Linked DNA regions of Mus musculus: region 2 is linked to region 1. A link is a loop called in an ENCODE intact Hi-C map of the cell type or tissue named here. Cell type or tissue: heart. All regions are shown on one strand.

Region 1 (2,500 bases):
TGTCTGAATTCTGCTGCACAGGATCCTGAGGTTAAAGGAAGTGTTCAATGCCATCTGCTGAGAGGAGCCAGAATTCCCCCTACAGGTTCTCTAAGGTGGCTTTGTGCTGCTCTGAACACTGTGAACTCCCCTCCCACTATCACAGTCACTGCTTTTTAGCCTTTGGCTAAGATCAAGTAGAATGTTTCTTCTTGTGGCTTTTAATAATTGATGTGTTCTCCATCCAAGGACAACGTATTTAGACTGTGTGTGCATTACAAAGAACTGAGCTCCACTTAATGGAGAATTTTAAAATAAGAGGTGTGCTTGAATTCTCTTGGATCCCATTCTTCTTTTGACATTGTTTCCTCCAACGTGCCACAGTGGATCATGCTTTGATAAACAGGATGAAGGGCCCCAGGTCTGAGGCTGCATTCCAGAAGTATTTCTTCCACAGAGCTGGGGAGCATTTTCCTCTGCACAGAGTATTGGTAACACGTATGTGTTTTCCCCCAACCCCACCCCATACTCATTCGGGGTTAGCTTTGAAGAATTGTGATGGCATCCAATGAAAATAAAGTGAACAGAAGAAATGGCAGATTATACCTGTCCAGGGTTAACGTGAAGGATAGTCTTTCGTGATATAAGATGGATTTCCTTATCAGCTACCATGAATTTTATATTAGGCTCAGTTAAAAGACAAACAGAAAGACAGAGGACAGGAGAAGGCAGAGGGCAAAAGGTTAAAAAAAAAAAAAAGATAAGGACAAAGAGAGGAAGAGGAAAGAGAAAAAGCAACGTCAATGGCTCCGTAGGTCCTGAGGTGAGTGAGCTGCTTGCAGCTCAACAGCTTTGGTCAGCATCCTGTTATTGTCTTTGGGCATCAGAATACACTTCACCACCCTTTGAAATTTCCATACACACTACAATGATTTTGCTGTAATCTTTCTTTCCTGGGAAACGGCTTATTCGTTTTTTTTTTTTTTTTTTTTTTCTTTTTTTTCTTTTCAACCCTTGAGGTCATTTTCTTGTTTCAGGTTTTATTTTTACAAAGTCCTGAAGACTTTGCAATGGGTAAAATTGTGAATTTAGTCTTCAGCATCTCCATGACAAATTTAACTCTGGGCCAATCACTAAGAGGGGGTGGGGGTGGGGGTGGGGGTGGGGGAAGTGGCTTCTTCCTCCCCAGGCTAAAATGTGACATTTCTAAATATGCCCATCATTACTTCGTTTTTTGAGTATTTGAAAATGCATGATTATAAGTCTTAGTTCTCAGGGCTTTATGTCAAACCTACTTACTGTCCCTTGTAGCTGCCGTGTCTTTGTTTTTGACGAGCATTGAGATACTCTGTGCTCTTCAGTTCTTTTTAAACTGCCTGGGGCTTCAAGCGCCTCTGTCACTGGTGTGGAGTAGAGCCCACAGGAACGATGTCACTTCCTCTCCCTTCCCCCTCCCTACTCCCACCAAAGAGCACTTCCTGCCGCTTCATTTCAACTGGCTGTGCTGCGGGATGCCATGTTAGCTCAGGGCACTCAATTTTTTTTTTTTTTTTTTTTTTTTTAATGAGAGCGGCAGTTCTGGATACACAGAGCTCAGAGCGCCGGAACTGATTCTTTGTGAAGCCGAACCCGGATCTAACTCTATTCCTAGAAGAGCACCAGTTCCCTCCTTACAGAGGAGGCCACTAAATAGAAAACTTCCACAGACACAAGGCTAATGGAATTAAGTTAAGGACTCATTTTCGTCTTAGAAAAATAACACATATAGAGGGGCATGATTTTTCGCTCACATTGAAAATGAGTTTTCACTTGTATAAAAGCGAAAATATAATGACTCATTAAGTACACTGTATGGCTGCAGGGAAACCAATAAAAGTGCAATAATTCCAAGTCATATTAATTATCATCCAGAAGAAGCCAGAACACCTTGAGTCTTAGCACAACAAGAAACACAGACTGTACACAGCATATCACGCATACGGTAGAGTACAGAGTTCACGCTGACTCCGTGATTCAAGAGCTTCTTCCTCGGAACACAGAATGGCCCAACGTGTACACCTGCCCAGGCAGCTTGATCTACTGGGCTGTGGCTCAGGCGGACACCAGGCTTCACGAGGCTGCTCGCTTGCCTCTCAGTGCTGGCCGCCGTTGGTTCTTCCTTCTGAGCACAGGATTTCTGCTCATTTTTATTCTGGAAACAATTGTCACTGTGTGAGACAATTTGTCATTCCCAACCCTGGGACAGTCTTCCTTGAATGAGGATTCTCAGTTTGCTATTCTTTCTCCCACCAACACCTCTGTTCCCATCGAGAAAACTGTTATCTGTTCAGGCAAATCCTGATTTCGGAGCACACTGACTCTCTGCCAATAGGATTTTTGGTTAGAAGTTATATACACACATATATATGTATGTGTATGTGTATGTGTATGTGTATGTGTATGTATATGTATATGATATAATACACATATATTAGTATATGTATATTGCATATATATACACATATTTATGTTGTATTTTAGA
Region 2 (2,500 bases), 88 kb after region 1:
GATTTGAGGTTTGTCATGAACCCAGGAAGAATTCCCAGCAGTTATGTGACAAATTTGGGTGCTAGATACCAAACGGATAATAAACACACAAGAGGCAAGAGGAATTCCTTTAGCTGAAAATACAAACTGGGTTAGGGAGAGGTCTACTCGTGTGGTTCTTGCAGAACGTGTGGCTTGAACTCTAGGCTGTTGTGTTTCAACTAAGGCAAGGATGCTGTTTAGGCCAAATAGGAGTGTCCTCAGAGTATGTCTGGGGGAAGTGGGCAGGCCACTGAACGAGAAGTCACTGGTAATTGCTAAGTTTGGAGGTTGGTGTTGTGGGTTTTGAAGGTAGGAAGGAAAGGCCACTTCTACAGAACTTGCTGGTAGGAAAGTCTAGGGGCCAAGTGAGTAAAACAAATGTAAGACTGCAATAACCCTACTATGTATCTGTAAGCATGTTCTCCTCGTTATAAATGGTATATTTTAAATATCAGCCTGCCTATGACATCTGCATGTGTTTTTCTTTCCTTGGTCATTTTGATATATAATAAATATAAATAGTGAAGATATGACCATTTCTATGTAATTCCTTCAAAGTGGCAGTCTTATCTAATTTTGAATTGAGACTACAACTATGACTAGACACTTCTCATTAAACTTTGTTGGCATGATTTATAAAGAGAAATAGGAAAACTTGAAATTGTGTGAAGGTCCAAATTTGTAATGTTGGTAAAATGATTTATTGTCACAAAATGTTCTTAGTTTGCCAAGTGCTGTAGACTTGCATTAATTTACATTTACTTTTTGCAATTAATTCATTTCACTTTCACCAGAAACGATGTGATTATTCACTCTGTCTGGCTCCTGCATGCTATGTTTTTCCTCCTATAGCTTTCTAGATATTTCCAGTGTGGCCACGAAATAGAATTTATTGATGCTTATGTAATGTCGTTGTGTGTGGCAAGGCCATTTGTCACCAGGGACTCTGGCAGAGCATCTATTGGAAATTCAGTCCACTATTAAGAATTGGCATGACCACACATGCTGAAGGCATCTGCAGGAGGCTATCAGATTAATACTCTATAGTGTCTGTGTAGAGGCACATACTAAAATTCTCTTAGGAGTCAGACTGACTAAATTGGATACAACTAGTAGATGGTAATTGAAATGAGACAGCCCCTGAATCTTAATTGGCATCAATTTAGACTTGGAACAATTTTGTGTAACAGTGCATTGGGATCATGTTTGGAAGACATAGATATGTATGTTTTCCCCTGTTCTATGAGAAACATTGCAAAATCCAGGCTATAGACCGGGTTCCACTGACTCATCTGCTAATTCATCCCTCTCATCTTCGTCTTTGTGTTGAACTCAGTGTAGACACCACTGACAGCAAAATTACCACAACTGGGAAAGAGCTACCACCTTGAGCACAAAACTCACCTGTGATTTGAAGCAGATGTCTGGTTCTATGCCCTGCACTTCAAGTTTCAGCTCAGGCTACCTTTTCTTATTTTTTTTTATTGTCCTTTAATTTCCCTTTTTGCTGCTGCTGCTGCTGTTGCTCCTCCTCCTCCTCTTCCTCCTTCTCTTCTTCCTTATCTTCCTCCTCCTCCTCCCCTTCCTCCTCCTCCTCCTCCTCCTTGTCTCTTCTCTTTCTTCCTACTCTTTCTTCTCCTCCTTTCTCTTCCAGACAAAGTCTTGCTATATAGCCCAAACTGGACATATAAGCTCAACCCCACCCCCCAGCTCAGTTCATGAGTACTGGAGTCACAGGCAAACGCCACCATGCCTGACTTCCACAGCATCTTTCTAATCCCTGCAGATAAGAAAATGCACGTGCTTTTAAGAAGGACCTGGGGTCCAGTAAATTCTGTTTCTTTTGGTGCTTCCCTACATAATACTGGAAGGTAATGCTTGGAGAGTTACTCTTTTTCATTTTAGTTTTACATATTTGATCGATTAGCTATAACTTCCAGCTACAAAGCCAGAGTTTACTGTTACATTGGATGTGTGAAGTCATTGATTAACATACACTTCTGGATCGTATTCCTCCCTTATCTCTTCATTATGTGTTCCAAGTACTTTATTGTTGTTCTCAGCCTATGAGAGACGTATATTCTCCAGGCTACAGACTAGCTGGGAAATGGCAGAAATGAATGTGTTAAGAAATTCACAAACTCAAACAGTCAAAGCCCTTGACATCACAAGCTTTTCTGTCCTTCTGAAGCTGAGGGACAGAGTGTTAATGAAGAAGTCCCAAGTTCACCATGTATCCAGCAAGCTAATTGAGCACTTGAAGAGCTGTTAGACCCAAGTGCCAAGCAAAACCACTACTCTCAGAGAAGTTAGGAAGCTGCCAACTTGGTTCCACAGTTTCCAGAACTAAAGAAGCCAGACTCCATGGCCTTATGTCTGTGCTCAGCAAGTGGTCATCTGTGATAATGAAGGGGCTTCTTGGAGACAAAGGCTTGATGAGAGTGACACTGGCCTTCAGAATCAGGATGGCACAATGCTG

Evidence for each region. Peaks named below come from ENCODE experiments on the same cell type or tissue, not always from the same donor. Only the 100,000 strongest peaks of a DNase experiment are listed, where the experiment ranks them.
Region 2: a loop joins it to region 1, with 2.6 times the contacts of the local background. A loop is called at or near these places in 3 of 42 quality-filtered maps.

Annotation. Positions count from the first base shown.
Region 1 is chr13:109,238,040-109,240,539 of GRCm38, forward strand. All of the region lies in intron 3 of Pde4d (phosphodiesterase 4D, cAMP specific), which reads left to right. Among named protein-coding and RNA genes, the nearest start is that of Mir582, 85 kb to the right of the region's middle. In heart, no CTCF peak of the experiment used is centred here; a DNase peak (open chromatin) is centred at 1,432; H3K27ac peaks cover 957 bases.
Region 2 is chr13:109,326,002-109,328,501 of GRCm38, forward strand. All of the region lies in intron 3 of Pde4d (phosphodiesterase 4D, cAMP specific), which reads left to right. Among named protein-coding and RNA genes, the nearest start is that of Mir582, 2.5 kb to the left of the region's middle. In heart, no CTCF peak of the experiment used is centred here; no DNase peak of the experiment used is centred here.